Regions from separate parts of the Homo sapiens genome. Here region 1 is linked to region 2. Evidence: chromatin loops called from intact Hi-C (ENCODE). Cell type or tissue: endothelial cell of umbilical vein. All regions are shown on one strand. Links, peaks and the distances in the headings refer to the core of each region. The heading gives the core; the rest is flanking DNA.

What was found. Hi-C counts contacts between places; a loop is a spot of excess contacts. Peaks named below come from ENCODE experiments on the same cell type or tissue, not always from the same donor. Only the 100,000 strongest peaks of a DNase experiment are listed, where the experiment ranks them.
Region 1: a loop joins it to region 2, with 5 times the contacts of the local background. A loop is called at or near these places in 1 of 110 quality-filtered maps.

What each region holds. Positions count from the first base shown.
Region 1 is chr5:16,651,185-16,662,002 of GRCh38, reverse strand. It overlaps MYO10 (myosin X), which reads left to right. Exons shown (of 41, transcript NM_012334.3): 41 at 1-96. Among named protein-coding and RNA genes, the nearest start is that of RETREG1, 40 kb to the right of the region's middle. RefSeq lists a silencer at 5,149-5,443. In endothelial cell of umbilical vein, for the core only: no CTCF peak of the experiment used is centred there; a DNase peak (open chromatin) is centred at 5,312; H3K27me3 peaks cover 201 bases.
Region 2 is chr5:17,199,521-17,210,338 of GRCh38, reverse strand. All of the region lies in intron 1 of BASP1-AS1 (BASP1 antisense RNA 1), which reads left to right. It also overlaps the pseudogene DCAF13P2. Among named protein-coding and RNA genes, the nearest start is that of BASP1-AS1, 12 kb to the left of the region's middle. RefSeq lists a silencer at 6,783-6,862. In endothelial cell of umbilical vein, for the core only: a CTCF peak has its summit at 6,802 (motif pointing right); a DNase peak (open chromatin) is centred at 6,818; H3K27me3 peaks cover 549 bases.

The sequences.
Region 1 (10,818 bases), core at 1,773-9,772, 550 kb after region 2:
TATGTAATCTTTTAGATCAGGGGTCAGTGAACTACAGTACAGAGACCAAATCTACCCTGCCACCTGTTTTTGTGAATAAAGTTTTATTGAAACAGATCTCTGTGTATTTGTGGATGGTTTGTCTATGTATGCATTTGTACCACAACAGCAGAGATGAGTAGTTGCAACAGAGGCCCCCTACAAAGCTGACAATATTTACTCTCTGGTTCTTCATAGAAAGAATGTGCTGACTTCTGTTGCAGGTAATTATGGAAGTATGTTTCCTTTAGAAGCAAAGCTACAGTTAGAATTTTGATTCCATGTGTGATGCAAGGAATACAGTCCCCAGTTTTAAGATTGTTGCTTTAAGTGTTTCTTACCCACTGTTTTGCATGAATCTCCTCCCTCCCTGCATTTCCTTATCAGTGCAAAGTGGCTTAGCATCACCTATCTTTGTATTTGATAAATCCACAGATGAATGAAAGCTTCTGTGGGACCAGATTCTATCTTCCCTCTATGTGCCCCAAGATATCTAGCATCGTGCCTGCTTGGAATGTTCTGGGCGCTCAATTTAGCCATAGATCATACCACTGATCTCCATAATAAACTTTAAGCAACTTATGGAGATCAGACAAATGCACATAAAATGTGAAATGACCACAAAAGGTAGCACAGCAAGTCTTGTGATAATCAGGAAGTAGTATTCCAGGTGCCAAGGCAGGTAGACTGATGTGACTGGGATGACGGGGGTCGGGGGGGAGGATGCAAGGTGGAGGGGTGTGGACCTTGAGCTGGCCTTGCAATATGGCAGGACTTGGGATGGGAGAGGAAGGGATTCCTGGTGGAGAGCGCTGGGAGCACAAGCGCAGGTGGGGTGTGGAGATGGGCATGGGGCAGGTGCAAGGCAGGGGTCAGAAGCCATGCTGTGGCTCCCTTGTCCCGATCCAAAATAGTGTCCTCATTAGTCTTCCACCCTTGCCCTCCCACCATGTGTCTATCCTATTCTCCACAGACCAGATACCTAGAGAGATCTTTAGAAAACATAAACCCAAATATATTTATTTCCTATGTGAAACCATAACTTTCTATACCACTGAAACGTAAATGTTTATTCCTTTACAGCCCTGTGTTTTTCTTCCCCCGCCCCCCACTCCCCGCCCCGCCAGACAGAGTCCAATTCTGTCGCTCAGGAGTGCAGCAATCTCAGCTCACTGCAACCTCTGCCTCCCAGGTTCAAGTGATTCTCCTACCTCAGCCTCCCGAGTAGCTGGATTACAGGCGCCCATCACCATGCCTGGCTCATTTTTGTATTTTTAGTAGGGATGAGTTTTCACCATGTTGGCCAGGCTAGTCTCGAACTGACCTTGTGATCTGCCCGCTTCGGCCTCCCAAAGTGTTGGGATTACAGGCGTGAGCCACTGCACCCGGCCGAGCCCTGTGTTTTCTGCCTCTGCGTGCCCCTCCAGCCTTGTCTCAAGCCTCTCTCTACCTCACTCATATTCCAGCCGGACTGGCTGTGGCTTAGCAGCATTTGTCTTGGTCATGCTTTCATTGAGTTCCCATTTTACCAGTCTCACAACTTAGAGCATTCTGCAATGACGAAGGTGATGAATGTTTCCTGGTGACAGAAGCTGTACTTTCTAAGCCCATGGCGATCTGGCCATCATATGTTGGTAAATGCTTACCAACTGGCTCTCTGGGGGAAAAAAACAACAAAAACAAAAACCCTGCTTCACAGAATTTGCTGATTTTTCTGGTGTAAATAAATAACCCTACCATGGCCAATTTCAGGCTCCAGGGTATCACCACTGGAAGTGGAGTTGGAATGAGATGCACACAGCTCACAGTCACCTCTGGCAAGCCGGTAGGAGCCAGAGGTCCTGCACACCACCGACAAAACACAATGGAGAAGAGATGTCTTTTGTTTAAATTTAAAAATGATATTTGCTGGTTCAGAAGACAACCTCTGAATGAAGTAGAAAGAAGAAACTTACAAAGCCTTAAGCACTCCAGCCTGTTTTGGTAGGGGGTGTAATTAAGGTGGGAAAATTAAAAATGTAGTATAGCATCTGTTTCCATCTTTAGTTTTCCCAAGGACTTCTATTTTTACTTTCAAGTAATAACTGGGTTACAGTTGATAAGCAGTTTGAGACATAAACAGGATTTACGGACTCTAAAGTATTCAGACATTTGCTTGGTGGGAACCAGTTGTTACATTCAAGTTCTCATCATTCCCTCATGATATGCTGGGGAAAATACCCAGTGATTCCTACAAATCCCATCTATTGGGGGAATAGTTGTCTGTGAGTTCACTGAATGACTTGGCATTCAGGAAATTTAACAGGCCTCTTAACTGGAGATAAGATAACCCCAAAGACCAACACCAACCATCTTTATTAAGTTGCTTAGAGGCTGTTAGTAAAATATATAAATATATAAGGCAATAAGACAATTAACAGAGTATGTGGACCATCTGGGTTTGTGTTGAAGGGGTCCAGAAAGAAAGTGTTCAAAGAGATAAGTTTTGAAGGGAGAACATTTAGCCCCCAGATGCAGATTTGTGGTATGCAGAGTGAGCACATGCCAGGGCAGTGGAACCAAAGAATGGCGAAAAGTCATGAGGCAAAAATGAGCAGAATGGGGATTTCTAAAGTAATTCTTTCTTACACTCTTTCCTTTGTGTTACTCTGTTAATAATCTCTCTTTGATGTAATCAATGGCATTAGTTAACATTTGCTCAGCACACGTTTCAGGCTTGGCACCAAGTGTCTGGTTTTGTCCTTGCCATGAGATAGGCACTATTTATGATCTATTTTAATATCTATTTTAGTGAAGCTACTGAGATTTAGAAAAGAGTTTATTTAACTTGCTGTAACAGTTAGCTTTGCTGTGTAACAAATCACCCCAATTTCAGTAGCTAAAATAACATCCACTTCTTTTTTTTTTTTTTTTTTTGGAGACAGAGTTTTGCTCTTGTCACCTAGGCTGGAGTGCAATGGGACATCTCGACTCACTGCAGCCTTCACCTCCCAGGTTCAAGTGATTCTCCTGCCTCAGCCTCCCAAGTAGCTGGGATTACAGGCATGTGCCACCATGCCCAGCTAATTCTTTGTATTTTTAGTAGAGATGGGGTTTCACCACATTGGCCAGGCTGCACTCCTGACCTCAGGTGATCCTCCCGCCTTGGCCTCCCAAAGTGCTAGGATTACAGGCGTGAGCCACCGTACCCAGCCCAACATCCACTTCTTTAGCTCATGATTCAAGGTGTTGTCAGTTTGAGCTGGCTCACCTGGGCAGCCTCTCCCTGCTGGGCCCGCTCATGGCTCTTCAGTTCAACTATAGCGAGGTGAACAAAGTTAACCTTGTCCAACTTTCTCATTTTGGGGACCTTGGATGAGAGAGTTGAGCTCCACTCCACATGTTCGCTCATCCTCCAGTTACCTAGCCTTGGCCAGTTTATGGGGCATTTTGCAAGGTCCCAAGAAAATGAATGGGAACAGGCAAGTCCTCTTGAGATTAAAATTCAAAACTGGCACATTGTTCGTTCCACCACATTCTACTGGTCAAAGCAAGACATAATGCCAGAGCATTGTCAGGAGGCAGGGAAATAGACTCCATAACTTTATGGAAGTTGCTGTAAAGTCATTCAACAAAAAGTTGGAGAATTGTGGCCACTTTTGTAATCTATAGCACTTGCTGAAAATCACAAGACTATTATGGACAGGGAATTCAGGTCCAGGGTCATCCGTCTCCAAATCTCACTTGATATACTTTGGTTATCTGTCCCTTTCCAAATCCCCCATGTTGAAATGTAATCCCCAGGGTTGGAGGTAGGGCCTGGTGAGAGGTATTTGGATCCTGGGGGAGGATCCCTCATGGCTTGGTGCCACGATAGCAAGTTTGTTCTCATGAGATCTGATTGTTTCTAAAAGTGTGGCACCTCCCGACTGCCCTTGCTCCCACTCTGCCATGTACTGTGCCTGCTCCCATGCCACCTTCCACCGTGAGTAAAAGCTCCTTGAGCCCTCCAGAAGCCAAGCAGATGCTGGTGCCAGGCTTGAAGAGCATGCAGAACCATGAGCCAAGTAAACTTCTTTCTCTATAAATTACCCAGTCTCAGGTATTTATTTGGCAATGGAAAAATGGCCTAACACATTGCCGTTTCATCACAAAACTATGCCAAATCCAAGCAGTTTCTCTATTTTTCACTGGCCTCCTGATAGGACCACACCCATTCTATGTGGCATAATTTACCATCTGATCACCAGCTCCCTTTAATTAGACATGTACTTTCAGCATAAACACACACATGCCCACAATCTTATTACCTTCTCCAAGTTTCTGCTCATATTCTTCTCTTGCTTGAAATGACCTTTCTCCCTATTCACATTCTCTTCATCCATGATAACTTGGTTCAGGTTTTAATTTCTATACAAAGCTGCCTGTGACAGAGACTGCTAACTAACACCCAGTAATCTGGCCTTTCTCTCCTTTTACCTTTTAGTAACAGAATTCCCCTACGTTTTGGCTTGCAATGCATGCTTAGCCACAGAATACATTTCCCAGCCTCATGTGCAGCTTAGTGTGTGTGGCCATTTTAAAACATACTGCAACTTCTTGTTACCTCTCCCATAAAAAGGTGAAGTCTAATTCTTATGAATATGGGTCAGCCATAGTGATTCACTTCTAATGAGGAGAATGTGGAAGAAATGATACTGCATGACTTACAAGCCTAGGTCATAAAAAGTGGTACATCTTTACTTACTGTTTCTCTGACATGTAAGAAGTCTCCCTAGCCAAAAGATGCCATGCCAAATAGACTATGTTAAGGAGGCCACACAGAGAGGAAAGCTTGACACACCCCAGAGGTACCATACCTCAGCTGTTTGTCTTCCCAACCTCAGCCATAAGATAAGTCAGTGAGTCTCTAGATTATTCCAGCCCTTAGCTTTGAATTACCCCAGCTCAAGCTGAGGGGAGCAGAGCTAAGTTCTCCCTGCTAAGATCTGTCCAAATTGCAGTTTCATGAGCAAAATAACTTGTTTAAAATGATCACTAAGTTCAGTGGTGGTTAGTTTCACAACTGTAGAGAACTGGACATATTTTGGCACTCTAAACATGAGGTGCTGCCATAACCAAACCTAAAGCATGTGGCTTTGGGACTGAGCAGTGGGAAGAAGCTGGACTTAAGAAACATGTTAGTGAAGCATCAAGGACTTCAAAGAAATCATTAGCAGAGGCTTGATGACCCTCTGGAGGATTGCTGGTGAGGACTTACAGGAAAGTGAGGAAAATATTATTGGAAGCTGGAAAAAGAAAACCTTCGTGATGCAACAGCAGGAAGTTTAGTAACACCGTTGCCTGTGGCAATGTGGGAAATAGAAAAAGCACCTAATGAGCTAAATGTTCCAGCTAAGGAGATTTCCAGAGAGTGTGTTGAAAGTACCACCCAGTTTCTTTTTGCTATAAAAAAATAGACAAGCTAAAGCAAGCTAAAGAAAGAACTGTTAAATATAAAGGAGCCAGGACTTTCTGAGTTGAAAATAAAACTGATTTTCATTCTTAGTTTCTCCAATTGACATAGTGATTGCTAAAATTAAGAAATGGTTTCTGGAAGATATCAAATTCAGGGCACTGTCAGGACAACATAGTCTAAAGATGAACCCAAAGGTGCAATTGTAAAACTCTATGTGACGTTCTTAGAATTAAAATCAAAGTTCTCTAGAGATCATCAGGGTAGATCCTTTCCACCACACAACTTGGGCTTCTAAGAATCTTTTTTTTTTTTTTAAGGCAGAGTCTTGCTGTGTTGCCCAGGCTGGAGTGTAGTGGCACAATCTGGGCTCCCCACAACCTCCGCCTCCCAGGTTCAAGCGATTCTCCCACCTCAGCCTCCTGAGTAGTTGGGACCACAGATGCATGCCACCATGACTGGCTAATTTTTTTATTTTTAGTAGAGACGGGGTTTCACTATGTTGGCCAGGCTGGTCTTGAACTCCTGACCTCAGGTGATCCACCTGCCTCAGTCTCCCAAAGTGCTGGGATTACAGGCATGAGCCACCATGCCTGGCCAAGAATCTTAAATGAATTATTCCAGAGTCACCTTTCAGGGATCCCAGTGTAGAAAGACTTATCTTGAGATACATAGATGAGGCTTTTGTTTAATGGAGTGAATTCCAGTAGGTTACATAGTAAACCCAAAATGTTGTAAGAGGATTATATGGAACAAAATTTTGACAGGCAGGACACAGACTGAAAAATCTAATCTGCTGCAAACATGGCTACATTTTATAGAAAAAGAAAAGTTGACTCAGAGGATATATCCAAGAAACCATGGAGGATGATTCCCAGTTTCCCAGCTGCTGGAACTGAGCCTTCATCAAGGCACTAGCCATGTGTGTCCAGCTGGATTTCAGAAGTGCCATGGACCAAGGAGTTCTGTGTGCTTCTTTCTCCCCACTGTGTGAGTTAGAGTGTCTATAGCAGTTATCTTATGCCAGACCCACCACTGCATGTGGCATCAGCAGGACAGAAGACTTGTCTCCTTAGTACATAGATCTTCAGATCAAGAAAATGATCTTCCATGATCTACACTCGAGGAACTACCCGCAAGGAGCCTCACCCATGTGGGAACATGATTTAGATGACAAGACCCTGGGCCTCAAACCTAAACCTGATCTCTTAATAGATACAACTTTGCAAGTCCTGGGATGAAGCAAGTGTATTTTGCATGAAGGAAACATGTAAATAATTTGGGCTAGAACATCAATTGTGCTGCTTTTAAAATACATCCACAAATTCTGTGATACTCCTCCCACGAAAAGGTGGAGTCTAATTGTCCCCTCCTTGAATATGGGGCAGCCCTAGTTTACTCACTTCTGACAAATAGAAGGTGACAGGAAAAATACTGTGTGACTCACAAAGCCAAGTCATAGACGGTGACACCATAACTTTTGCTTGTGTCTCCTTCTCCCTTGGGACATGTGCTTTTGGAGCCCTAAAGCCACCATGGTGAAGAGAAAGATACCCAAGGATTCCCAGCTGTGCCAACCCCCATCTATTTAAGTCTTCCAGGTACCAACCACAAGGCTCTTAACATGATTCCAGTCTCCAGCCTTCAAGCTGCCTCGTCTGATGCCAAGCGGAATAGAGACATGCTATGCTCACTGAGGAGGTTCCAGCCACTTCAGCAAGCCAGAAAGAGGAAGAAAAGAAAGAAATGGAAAAGATATACAACTGTTATTATTCACAGCTGATATGATGAAGCCCCTAGCTTATTGGCTGATCACGTTGGATTTTAAAACTCACTCAAAACCGCTCAACTACATGGAAACTGAACAACCTGCTCCTGAATGACCACTGGGTACATAAAGAAATGAAGGCAGAAATAAAGATGTTCTTTGAAACCAACAAGAACAAAGATACAACATACCAGAATCTATGAGACACATTCAAAGCAGTGTGTAGAGGGAAATTTATAGCACTAAATGTCCACAAGAGAAAGCAGGAAAGATCTAAAATGGACACCCTAACATCACAATTAAAAGAACTAGAGAAGCAAGAGCAAACACATTCAAAAGCTAGCAGAAGGCAAGAAATAACTAAGATCAGAGAAGAACTGAAGGAAATAGAGACACAAAAAACCCTTCAAAAAAAAAAAAAAAATCAATGAATCCAGGAGCTGGTTTTTTGAAAAGATCAACAAAATTGATAGACCACTAGCAAGACTAATAAGAAAAGAGAGAAGAATCAAATAGACACAATAAAAAATGATAAAGGGGATATCACCACCGATTCCACAGAAATACAAACTACCATCAGAGAATACTATAAACACCTCTACGCAAATAAAGTAGAAAATCTAGAAGAAATGGATAAATTCCTTGACACATACACTCTCCCAAGACTAAACCAGGAAGAAGTTGAATCTCTGAATAGACCAATAACAGGCTCTGAAATTGAAGCAATAATTAATAGCTTACCAACCAAAAAAAGTCCAGGACCAGATGGATTCACAGCCGAATTCTACCAGAGGTACAAGGAGGAGCTGGTACCATTCCTTCTGAAACTATTCCAATCAATAGAAAAAGTGGGAATCCTCCCTAACTCATTTTATGAGGCCAGCATCATCCGATACCAAAGCCTGGCAGAGACACAACCAAAAGAGAATTTTAGACCAATATCCCTGATGAACATCGATGCAAAAATCCTCAATAAAATACTGGCAAACCAAATACAGCAGCACATCGAAAAGCTTATCCACCACGATCAAGTGGGCTTCATCCCTGGGATGCAAGGCTGGTTCAACATATGCAAATCAATAAACATAATCCAGCATATAAACAGAACCAATGACAAAAACCATATGATTATCTCAATAGATGCAGAAAAGGCCTTTGACAAAATTCAACAACCCTTCATGCTAAAAACTCTCAATAAATTAGGTATTGATGGGACGTATCTCAAAATAATAAGAGCTATCTATGACAAACCACAGCCAATATCCTACTGAATGGGCAAAAACTGGAAGCATTTCCTTTGAAAACTGGCACAAGACAGGGATGCCCTCTCTCACCACTCCTATTCAACATAGTGTTGGAAGTTCTGGCCAGGGCAATCAGGCAGGAGAAGGAAATAAAGGGTATTCAACTAGGAAAAGAGGAAATCAAATGTCACCTGTTTGCAGATGACATGATTGTATATCTAGAAAACCCCATCGTCTTAGCCCAAAATCTCCTTAAGCTGATAGGCAACTTCAGCAAAGTCTCAGGATACAAAATCAATGTGCAAAAATCACAAGCATTCTTATACACCAATAACAGACAAACAGAGAGCCAAATCATGAGCAAACTCCTATTCACAATTGCTTCAAAGAGAATAAAATACCTAGGAATCCAACTTACAAGGGACGTGAAGGGCCTCTTCAAGGAGAACTACAAACCACTGCTTAACGAAATCAAAGAGGATACAAACAAATGGAAGAATATTCCATGCTCATGGGTAGGAAGAATCAATATCGTGAAAATGGCCATACTGCCCAAGGTAATTTATAGATTCAATGCCATCCCCAATGGCATTCTTCACAGCTACCAATGACTTTCTTCACAGAATTGGAAAAAACTACTTTAAAGTTCATATGGAACCAAAAAGAGCCCACATTGCCAAGTCAATCCTAAGCCAAAAGAACAAAGCTGGAGGCATCACGCTACCTGACTTCAAACCATACTATAAGGCTACAGTAACCAAAACAGCATGGTACTGGTACCAAAACAGAGATATAGACCAATGGAACAGAACAGAGCCCTCAGAAATAACGCTGCATATCTACAACCATCTGATCTTTGACAAACCTGACAAAAACAAGAAATGGGGAAAGGATTCCCTATTTAATAAATGGTGCTGGGAAAACTGGCTAGCCATATGTAGAAAGCTGAAACTGGATCCCTTCCTTACACCTTATACAAAAATTAATTCAAGATGGATTAAAGACTTAAATGTTAGACCTAAAACCATAAAAACCCTAGAAGAAAACCTAGGCATTACCATTCAGGACATAGGTATGGGCAAGGACTTCATGTCTAAAACACCAAAAGCGATGGCAACAAAAGCCAAAATTGACAAATGGGATCTAATTAAACTAAAGAGCTTCTGCACAGCAAAAGAAACTACCATCACAGTGAAAAGGCAACCTACAGAATGGGAGAAAATTTTTGCAATCTACTCATCTGACAAAGGGCTAATATCCAGAATCTACAATGAACTCAAACAAATTCACAAGAACAACCAACCCCATCAAAAAGTGGGCAAAGGATATGAACAGACACTTCTCAAAAGAAGACATTTATGCAGCCAAAAGACATGAAAAAATGCTCATCATCACTGGCCATCAGAGAAATGCAAATCAAAACCACAATGAGATACCATCTCACACCAGTTAGTTAGAATGGCAATCATTAAAAAGTCAGGAAACAACAGGTGCTGGAGAGGATGTGGAGAAATAGGAACACTTTTACACTGTTGGTGGGACTGTAAACTAGTTCAACCATTGTGGAAGTCAGTGTGGCGATTCCTCAGGGATCTAGAACTAGAAATACCATTTGACCCAGCCATCCCATTACTGGGTATATACCCAAAGGATTATAAAACATGCTGCTATAAAGACACATGCACACATGTGTTTATAGCAGCACTATTCACAATAGCAAAGACTTGGAACCAACCCAAATGTCCAACAATGATAGACTGGATTAAGAAAATGTGGCACATATTCACCATGGAATACTATGCAGCCATAAAAAAGGATGAGTTCATGTCCTTTGTAGGGACATGGATGAAGCTGGAAACCATCATGCTCAGCAAACTATCACAAGGACAAAAAACCAAACACCACATGTTCTCACTCATAGGTGTGAATTGAACAATGAGAACACATGGACACAGGAAGGGGAACATCACACACTGGGGCCTGTTGTGGGGTTGGGGGAGGGGGGAGGGATAGCATTGGGAGATATACCTAGTGTTAGATGATGAGTTACTGGGTGCAGCACACCAACATGGCACATGTATACGTATGTAACTAACCTGCACGTTGTGCACACATACCTTAAAACTTAAAGTATAATAAAAAAAGAAAAAATCAATAGAAAAAAAGAATTAATGAAAGGTTGTAGCAAGATCACTAGATAAAAAGTCAGGTTTTTTTTTTAACTGCATTTCTATATAGGACCAACAATGAATTATAGAAATGTAAAAATAATACCTTTTATGATGTTATTAAAAACATTTAATATCTAAGAGAAAGTGAAAATCTAAATGAAATAGTGCGTTATCTAATGTCAA
Region 2 (10,818 bases), core at 1,854-9,853:
TGCAAAGGAAACTCCTCTCTAGCTTTATTCATGTTGAGGTCATTGATCAAATGACTAGCGCTTACAGGAAAAGAACGTTTTAGCCTACAGTTAGCCCCTACCTTCTCCATTCATATATTAACCTTTTTGTATTGATGAGCCCATAACACTAATACAAAGTTCTGTTTTTCATATGACATTGTTTTTTGTGTTCTTCTCAGTATCTCTGAATGATCTTCTATGACACAGCATTGCTGCTGAATCAGGGCTATGCTGATTTTTATGACTTTTGCTCTTCAATAAAATTAAACAAATTCAGTGCAACCAAGAGCCTCAACACCAAGGCATCCTAAAACTTTTTTTTTTTTTTTGGTAGAAATGGGGTCTCACTTTATTGCACAGGATGGTCTCAAACTCCTGGCTTCAAGCAACCCCCCCGCCTCAGCCTCCCAAGGTGCTGAGATTGCAGGCTTGAGCCACCATGCCTGACCATTACAACTTTTTTTTATTTTTTTGAGACAAAGTCTCTCTCTCTGTCGCCAGGCTGGAGTGCAGTGGCGCGATCTCGGCTCACTGCAACCTCCATCTCCTGGGTTCACGCCATTCTCCTGCCTCAGCCTCCCAAGTAGCTGGGATTATAGGCATCTACCACCACACCTGGCTAATTTTTTTATTTTTAGTAGAGATGGGGTTTCACCATGTTGGTCAGGCTGGTCTCGAACTCCTGACCTCAGGTGATCCACCTGCCTCCGCCTCCCAAAGTGCTGGAATTACAGGCGTGAGCCACCATGCCCAGCCTAAATTTCTTAAAGTCAATTTTTTCATGTATATTTTTACTAGAGATAAATAAATTTTCTCGTCAGGCCACATATTATATTGATGCGGTTTGGCTTTGTGTCCCCATCGAAATGTCATCTTGAATTGTAATCCCCAGGTGTTGAGGGAGGGACATGGTGGGAGGTGACTGAATCATGGGGCGGTTTCCCCCATGCTGTTCTTGTGTTAGTGAGTGAGTTCTCATGCGATCTGATGGTTTTATAAGTGTTTGGTAGTTCCTCTCTTGCTCTCTCTCTCTCCACTGCTGCCATGGAAGACGTGCCTGCTTCCCCTTCCATCATGATAATACGTTTCCTGAGGCCTCCCCAGCCATGCAGTACTGTGAGTCAATTAAACCTCTTTTTATAAATTACCCAGTCTCAGGGAAGTTCTTTATAGCAGTGTGAAAATGAACTAATAAATATATCAACCTCCAAAGGGCAGAGACCATCATATAATTCTTCCAAAGTGTTTTTCTAAGAAGGTAAAAATAATGTTGTCCAGACAGGCAACTTTGTGCTGGAGTTGACAGTGAGATTCTCCCTCCATGGGCTGGAGGGTGGAGGGAAGGAGCTGGAAGCTTGTCCTTGGTCCGTGTCAGGATTTCCACTGGGGAAGGAAGGTCTCTTCAAAACATACACATCTCAGTTTCTGATTCTGCCTCCCTTCTTGCGTCTCAAGCAGAGCTTTTCAACCTGGGGACCCCAGTCTCCTGGGGGATTTTGGACAGATATTAGGGAGTTCTTGCCCCCCTCCACCCAGATTTCTTTCACTAAATGCCAGACATTTTGGGTTGAACTTTAAACAAATACTGAAGAACAAAAATTGATTTTTCAAGTATTGTGTTGGCAGAAAAACAATAAGAAATATTTGTATTTTAAGGGCCTCCTCCTCTTCCTCCTCCAGCTTCTGAGTTTAAGACCTTGGTTTATATTTGGCCACCATTTTTCTTTCTTTCTTTCTTTCTTTCTTTTTTTTTTTTTTTTTTTTTTTTTTGAGACAGAGTCTCTCTCTCTCTCTCTCTGTCACCCAGGCTGGAGTGCAGTGGTGCGATCTTGGCTCACTGCAACCTCCACCTCCTGCGTTCAAGCAATTCTTCTGCCTCAGCCTCCCAAGTAGCTGGGACTACAGGCATCACTATGCCTGGCTAATTTTTGTATTTTCAGTAGAGACAGGGTTTCGCCATGTTGGCCAGACTGGTCACAAACCCCTGACCTCAGGTGATCCACCCCCATCAGCCTCCTAAAGTGCTGGAATTACAGGCATGAACCACAGCATTATGGCCACCATTTCTGCCTGGAAGGGCACGGTGGGACTCTAACAATGGACACCCCACGTCTTGTTAGTAGCTATTTCAAATCTTCTGAAGGATGAGAAGACTTAAAATCTATTCTCTTAGCAATTTTCAAGTATGCAATATATTGTTACTAGTTGTAGTCACTATATGAGGCCATGTCTATGTTAAATAGTTTCATGTAGTCATTTCACATTTTCTGTATACATCTATCAAAACATCATGTCGTATACATCATAAATATATATAATTTTACTTTTCAATTTTAAAAATTCATTAATAATAAAATTAAAAATCCTATTAAAAAAACCTGTTCAAGGGCCTGCAAATTGCTGGGGGGAAGCGCAAGAGGCAGGAAGCACAGAGAAAGGAAGAGGCAACCTGGGCCAGGAGGAGGGCAGTTGTTCCCCAGCAACCCCCTGGATCCACACAGAGGCACCCTAAGTGGCTCCTGGGGAACACCGGGAGGAGATCCGAACCGGAAGACCAGGGACCTGACACCTGCACCTGACCTCAGGTGATCCACCCACCTTGGCCTCCCAAAGTGCTGGGATTACAGGTATGAGCCACCACGCCGGACCCTGACTTTTTTTTTTTTTTTTTTTTTTTTTTTTGAGACAGAGTCTCGCTCTGTAGCCCAGGCTGGAGTGCAGTGGCGTGATCTCAGCTCACTGCAACCTCCACCTCCCAGGTTGTAGCAATTCTCTTGCCTCAGCCTCCAGAGCTCCTTCTTGGATGGGGATGCTGAAGACCCCACCTGAGGGTGGGGAAGTGGAATTAGCCTAAAGGACATATGTAACTACTGGTATAAAAAATGCCACCCACTGCATAAACTTGTGTTTGTCACTATATTTTTTTTTCTTTTGGTGGGTTGGCGGGGGACAGAGCCTCACTCTGTTGCCCAGGCTGGAGTGCAGTGGTGCAATCTTGGCTCACTGCAGTCTCCGCCTCCTGGGTTTCAGCGACCCTCCTGCCTCAGCCTCTGGAGCAGCTGGGATTACAGGCGCCCACCACCACGCCCGGCTGATTTTTTTGTATTGTTAGTAGAGACGGGGTTTCGCTGTGTTGGCCAGGCTGGTCTCAAACTCTTGACCTCCGGTGATCCACTCACCTCAGCTTCCCAAAGTGCTGGGATTACAGGTGTGAGCCACCAGGCCCAGCCATGTCATTATATTTCTTAATGTTGTCATTAACTGATAATCTCAAAAGTACTGACTTTTTTTTTTTGGGCAGTCTCTCTCTCTGTTGCCCAGGTTGGAGTGCAGTTGCTCGATCTTGTCTCACTGCAACCTCCACCTCCTAGGTTCAATCGAGTCTCATGCCTCAGTCTCCCAAGTAACTGGAATCATTTTTAGTAGAGACACGGTTTCACCATGTTGGCCAGGCTGGTCTCAAACTCCTGACCTCAGGTGATCCACCCGCCTTGGCCTCCCAAAGTGCTGGGATTACAGGTGTGAGCTGCCACCACGCCCGACCCTAACTTTTTTTTTTTTTTTTTTCAGACGGAGTCTTGCTCTGTCGCCCAGGCTGGAGTGCAGTGATGGATCTCGGCTCACTGCAACTTCTGCCTCCCGGGTTCTAGCAATTCTCCTGCCTCAGCCTCCCGAGTAGCTGGGATTACAGGCGTCTGCCACCACGCCCAGCTAATTTTTTGTATTTTAGTAGAGACGGGGTTTCACTGTGTTGCCCAGGCTGGTCTCAAACTCCTCAGGTGATCCTCCTGCCTTGGGCTCCCAAAGTGCTGGGATTACAGGCATGAGCCACGGCACCTGGCCAACATATTTTTTTAAGAACAGTTGAAAACTAAGTTTAAGCACAGAGTCCATGCCTTCAGAAATACAGAGTCTGATAGAGATGCTGATAATCTAGAGCAGAAGTCAGCAAAATTTTTCATAAAGGGTCAAATAGTGAATATATTTTGCTTTGAAAGCCATGAGATTTCTGTTGACACTACCCACCACTGCCACTGTATCAGGATGCAGCCACAGACAATGTGTCAACAAATGGACATGGCTATGTTCCAATAAAACTTTATTTACATAACACCTAGCAGGTCACTCTTGACACAAGGGAAGCAGTTTGCCCATTCCTGATCTGTATCATTAATAATTTGCTTCTGCTAAAATCACTCCTAAACTATAATAATGTGAGTTTGAAGGTTCCTTTCAAATAACTCAAATTGCTTTAATATGTATTATCTTATCTACCTTAGGAAATTATCTGGGAGCAACAAATAAATGGAGAAAAAAGAGTTCTCTAATTTTTTAACATGTCATATACAGAATTTCATGTGAATATTTCCACATTCTCAAATCATTATTTTTTCTTTTCACTAAGGTTAACTCTGTACATTCTTTCATGTATTTAAATACATTTCATTGTTTTTTTCATCCACTCAAAACATTTATGACATAAGGTGATGACATTTGAATTTAATCCCAATTTCCATTAGGAGAGGCTTATACTCCCTTCTGAGGTTTATTTTATTTTAATCTCATGAATTTCACAATATCCTAGTAATTGAAATATAGCTTGAAATATCTGCCAATGTAATCTGGAATTATCTCCTTGTAGAGAAGCAAAATGGGGGGAAGAAAGCAAGTAATGTCAGTCAACTAAAAGGCATAGAGATAAAAGGAAATGAAATAGGAAGCAGAATAAATGCCAGGTTTAGTGCACGACATTTTTCTGAATGGGACATTTTTTAACATTCTACAATATAATACTTTTACCTCATGATATAGGATAGCAGATGAATCCTGGCTAAATGAATAGATGCAGATGTATTTTCAGTTATCTTAGATTAATTCCTGAAGACTGCAGTTTAATAATTCTGAGTCTGAATTTCATTTTTATTATATCACTACATGTTGAGAACCCTTCAAAAGTTTGTCTAGTTCAATTCTAAAATTCAACTGAGGCTGGGCACAGTGGCTCATGCCTGTAATCTCAGCACTTTGGGAGACCGAGGCGGGCAGATCACCTGAGGTCAGGAGATCGAGACCAGCCTGATCAACATGGTGATACCCTGTCTGTACTAAAAATACAAAAATTAGCCAGGCGTGGTAGTGCATACCTGTAGTCCCAGCTACTTGAGAGGCTGAGGCAGGAGAATCACTGGAATCCAGGGGCAGAAGTTGCAGTGAGCAGAGATCGCACCACTGCACTGAAGCCTGGGTGACAGAGCGAGATTCCATCTCAAAAAAAATTAAATTAAATTAAATTCAGTTGAAACAACAATGTTTTGAAAAGCTTTTTAAAACACTCTTTAAAATTTAGAACTGAAAGAAACCATGTCCAAAAATACACAGCCAAGTCCCCTCCCACATTCGGGGTAGGTATTGATAACCAATCAATATCAATCAATCAAAGCATTCTTTCTGTGGCTAAAAAGTATTTCGTAATACTATGCCCCAGATTCTACTGCCAGTTAATCTGATCTCACCCCAAAGCTGATATGTCATTGTCATCTGCACTGTAGTCCAATTTCTTCATGTTATAAATTGAAAATCTAAGACATATTGAGGTTAAAGGATCTTCTCAGTGCCAAAGATGCTGCTCCAGTCAGTTCAACGCCTTTCTGCTTCTGTTTTTGCAATACCAGATTGCCCCTACACCAGGAGGGGATGGGGTGGCCACTATGGCAACATGAATTTTAAACATATGCAAACTAAACATAATTTGAGTCACCTACTAAACACTGGAAACGATTCCTGAGTGCTGGGAATTCAGCAACAAACAGGGCAGACGCAAGGCTTGCAGGCATAAGAGGTAAAAAGAATAAGGTCACTCCAGATAGTGCTTCCTCTCAGGAGGGGCCGCTTTCTAATGAACGCTTGTGGAAGGTGTGTAGGAGGAGGAGAGCTGAGCCATGAGAGCCAGCCCTGCGATCATGAGGAGAGGATGGTAGTGGGTACAGGGTGCCGCTAGTTGAGAGCCACAAAGGCTTGCTGGAAGGAGGCAAGGGCAGCAGTCTGCTGTGTTCAGTGCTGAGAGATAGAGTGGGGTGAGGACCCAGGGGCGCTTTGGGGATGGGAGTGGTGTGTGGCGCTGGCTGGACAGGTTCCAGGGGAGTGGTGGTAACAGATGCCCTGGGCTAAGGTGAGTGGAGGGGAATGGAGACAGTGAACACAGACGAAACTTTCCAGAAGTTTTATTGATTGTGACAGGAAGCAGAGAAATGCAGCATTAGCTAGAGAGAATTTTGGATTAAGGAAAAGGTTTTGTAATGAAGGCTTTTGAGAGCGTGTGTATATGCTGATAGGTATACAAGGGCCAGGGAGCTGAATGTTGGAGGAAGAGGAGCCAGATACAGATGCAAAGTCCTTGAGTCCTTGAGTCCTTGAAAAGGCAAGGTGTGTTTGGGTGCAGGGAATAGAAACAGGAAAGGGATGGGCTTTATAGGAACAGGGGTATTTTGCCTACCTACAGAATGAAGAATGATAGGGAAGAGGGGCTCCCATGTAGGTAGGCTATTAGGTTAAGAGGCTGATGAAGGTGGGATACGTTTCCAAATACTAACTTAGATACACATGTTCTTATGCTATGAGACATAAACTCCAGAATAGTGTGGCTCCTAGTCCATTTCATTCACTGCTGTAAGCTCAGAGCCTAGAACAGAGCGTGGTGACTGTGACATTAGACACTCAATAAGTATGTGTGGAAGCAAAGGCACTGCAGAGCCCTGGTTTTGCCAGTCTGGTTTTCCAAATAACCACAAGGTGGCAGGCTTGTTCAAAAAAAAACAGTATCGCTTACTTGGCTAATTTCTACTGTGTAATAAGTAATAAGCCCAGTATGACTTTTAAGTGAATTTTTTTTTTTCTAGATGGAATCTCGCTCTGCCGCCAGGCTGGACTGAAGTGGCGCAATCTCGGCTCACTGAAACCTCTGCCTCCTGGGTTCAAGCGATTCTCCTGCCTCAGCCTCCCGAGTATCTGGGACTACAGGCACGTGCCACCACGCCCAGCTAATTTTTGTATTTTCAGTAGAGACGGGGTTTCACCAAGTTGGCCAGGATGGTCTTGATCTCTTGACCTTGTGATCCACCCGCCTTGGCCTCCTAAAGTCCTGGGATTACAGGTGTGAGCCACCGCGCCCGGCCAGGATTAGTTCTTTGTTCATCCCAAATGTTTACTTGCTGTCCACATGTGGCAAAAACAGCTTCTTTCCAGTGATGATCAGTCCCAGTGTCCGCCGCCTTCTTAATACCATATGCAAAAGGACTTCCCCTTCTCCATAGCCTGAGCCCTCCAATTCCCACTGCTTCACAGTCCTGTCATCACCAACAGTAAAAAAAAAAGAACTCCCAGCCGGGCGCGGTGGCTCACGCCTGTAATCCCAGCACTTTGGGAGGCGAAGGCAGGCAGATCACGAGCTCAGAAGATCGAGACCCTCCTGGCTAACACGGTTAAACCCCATCTGTGCTAAAAATACAAAAAATTAGCCGGGCGTGGTGGCGGGCGCCTGTAGTCCCAGCTACTCGGGATGGTGAGGCAGGAGAATGGCATGAACCCGGGAGGCAGAGCTTGCAGTGAGCCGAGATCGCGCCACTGCCCTCCAGCCTGGGCGACAGAGCGAGACTCCGTCTCAAAAAAAAAATTAAAAAATAAGAAAAGTCCCACAAAAGTGAGGACATATTCCTCGTACAAAGCCTTCATGTGCTTGTATTGTACGGACACATTTCCGTTGAGTCAGGTTCCAGATTCTAACCTCTCCATCACATGGCCCAGAAAGGACAGGAGCCAGGCTCCTTGGATGCTTTGCCAAGCAATTGACTCCGTCTCAGTGACCATTCAGGGAAAAAGGAATGGTTTTGCAAATACTCTTTCCAGTTTGACAGCATTTAAAGCTCTTAAGTATTCTCGTGGGACCGCAGAAGGATGTAGGGTAGGATCATAGTTTCTGGGAAGTCTGTAAATCCAACTTGCTTTCACAGACATAGTTATCCGGGTTCCAGCTCAGCATCTTCACCTTCCTCTTGGTTGTTCTTCCCGCCAAACTCCACGAGCTTTTCATTCCGGGTTCCTATTTTCTCGTAGAAATGATTTCCCCTGAAAATAACAATACTTACTGCCTCTCAGCTATTTCTTACATTTGGCAAATTTCAAAGTCACATGAGAAATGTAAAACACTAGAGAATCCCCCATATGAAACAGGATCTTCTCTGAGATCACCTAAGGTGTCTGGACTCTTGATTTTAGAATCTGAATTTCATTTGTATAAGTCAGATAAGATTCCATCGGCTGTTTTTGTTTTGCTCTTTTTTTGTTTTTTGTTTTGTTTTGTTTTGTTTTTGTTTTTTTAGACACGGTCTCACTCTGTTGCCAGGCTGGAGTGCAGTGGTGCGATCTCGGCTCACTGCAACCTCCGCCTCCCGGGGTTCAAGTGACTCTCCTGCCTCAGCCTCCTGAGTAGCTGAGACTACAGGCATGCGCCACCACGCCTGGCTAACTTTTGTAATTTTTGGTAGAGACAGAGTTTCACCATGTTGTCCAGGCAGGTCTCCTGACCTCAACCAATCCGCCAGCCTCAGCCTCCCAAAGTGCTGGGATTACAGGCGTGAGCCACCGCACCCAGCCTTAGATTGGCTCTTTTGAAAAGAAATCTCTTGGTGTTTTTCCTTATAGAGAATTTCTTAATATTTTTTTCCCCTAACTACACCCTGGGATATTGAAAATTCAGGTGAAAATTAATTTTTGTTCTTTTTTTAAAATTGGCATATAGGCCGGGGGGTGGTGGCTCACGCCTATATGCCGGGCTCCCAAAGTGGCTCAGCACTTTTGAAGGCTGAGGCGGATGGATCACCTGAGGTCAGGAGTTCAAGACCAGACTGGCCAATATGGTGAAACCCCATCTCTACTAAAAATACAAAAATCAGCTGGGTGTGGTGGTGGGCGCCTATAATCCTAGCTACTCGGGGGGCTGAGGCATGAGAATCGCTTGAACCCAGGAGGCGGAGGTTGCAGTGAGCTGAGACTGCACCACTGCACTGCAGCCTGGATGACAGAGCTAGACTCTGACTCAAAAAAAAAAGTGATATATAGGGTTTGATTCTGATGCTTCTGTGTGATTATGTCCCTGACACTGTATTTTTGTTCTGTTTTGCTTTGCTTGCATTTGAATTAGATAAAATCTATATAGTCTTTTAGGTGTTCAAATCAATTGCTTCCTTTATAGAGTTTGAGAATTGGACGCCATCCTTACCCTGCTTCATTTTCCTCACCAGTAGAGTGGGAGAATAGCAGTATCTATCTGTGGGGGGTTGTATTACCCAAAACATTTGTTGCCCCTCCCTGGTGGAGGACTGTGCTTTCCCCATCCACTGATGTCGCACGTGGCCATGGGATTTGAGATGCCCTTCCAAGTAGTAGGATAAAACCTCCCTGGCCCATTGAGGTCAGGAGGGACCCTGTGACTTGCTTTGGCCATTGAATTGCGGGGAGATGTGATGTGTTTCACGTCTGAACAGAAGTTCAAGAACTAGCTCCTGGCTTGCCATCACTCCTTTCCTTTTGCCAATCTCCACCCACGTACTGCACTTGCTTCCATGACACAGCCCCATGACGGACACAGCATGTGGGCAAGAAGTAAACATGAATGGCTATGAGCCTCTGAGATCTGGGGACTATTTTTTAACTGAGGCATTACTTAGTCCAAGTTAACTGATACAATATATGGTGACTGTGAGAATAAGTGAGCTCATATCTGTAAAATCCTTAGCCCCATGTGTGGTATATCTTAAGCAACGAATACATATTATTAATATCCTTGATCACTATTCATTCATTCAATTTATCTGCCATATTGAGGATAAAAGCCCATGTAAAACTATCTAATTTCCCTTACAAAGTGTTGGCATAATTCAGAGGTTTAAAATGAGATTTAGAGTCCAATAAAGAGGTTACGATATCCTCTCCATGGAAAGCAGTGAGAAGTGCAGAGGACAAAGTGCCAATTCATGGGACGCATGTGCTCCAGAATATGTCTCGGGCCACTAGCAGTAATTTCCCTGGCACTGCAACTCTGCCTTCGTGGCCTTTTATAGTTCAGAAGGTACACATTTCTTTGACTGCTCAAAACAACCAGTAAGAAGAAATCACTCAACCTAAGATACTCTTAAATTTTGATTCAATTATATTGAATGATTATCTTCTTCCACTTATGATAGTGAGTTCTTGGCACCTAGGAAAGGCAAATGCACACACCCCTATCTGTGCTAGGGAAGGGTAAAAGAGCCAGGCCTATTTGGTGCCAAATTAGAATTATTTTGATATCTCCTTGACGTAGCTGAATGTCAAAAATGCAGATGCATTCTAAGGTCCCAAAGAATGCAAATGTACTTTCAAATTGATGTCAACTTAGTGCTTTTCATACAGTTTTGAATATTTGCATGTTAACAAAAACGTCCTGAGTGATGTCGATTCTGAACTGCAGTTCCCACCGATTCTTTCCACCCAGATCAAGCACCACAGACTCCACCCATTCAGATAATTCACAGCAATATTCCTTCATTTGGGCCCTTGAGTGAAGAAGAAAGCAGTTTACACTGTAATTCTTTCACTGGAGGGTCTGAAAGCCTGTCACCTACAGAAATCCTCCAAGGCCCAGGACTTAGAGGCAGGGGTTCCCTCCAAATCATTCAAGAGGCAAGCACCTCCAAGCTCCCTGATTCCCACCCTTGTCTGGAAACACGTCTGGAGAAACTGACTCCAAGTGGCGCCAGTCCA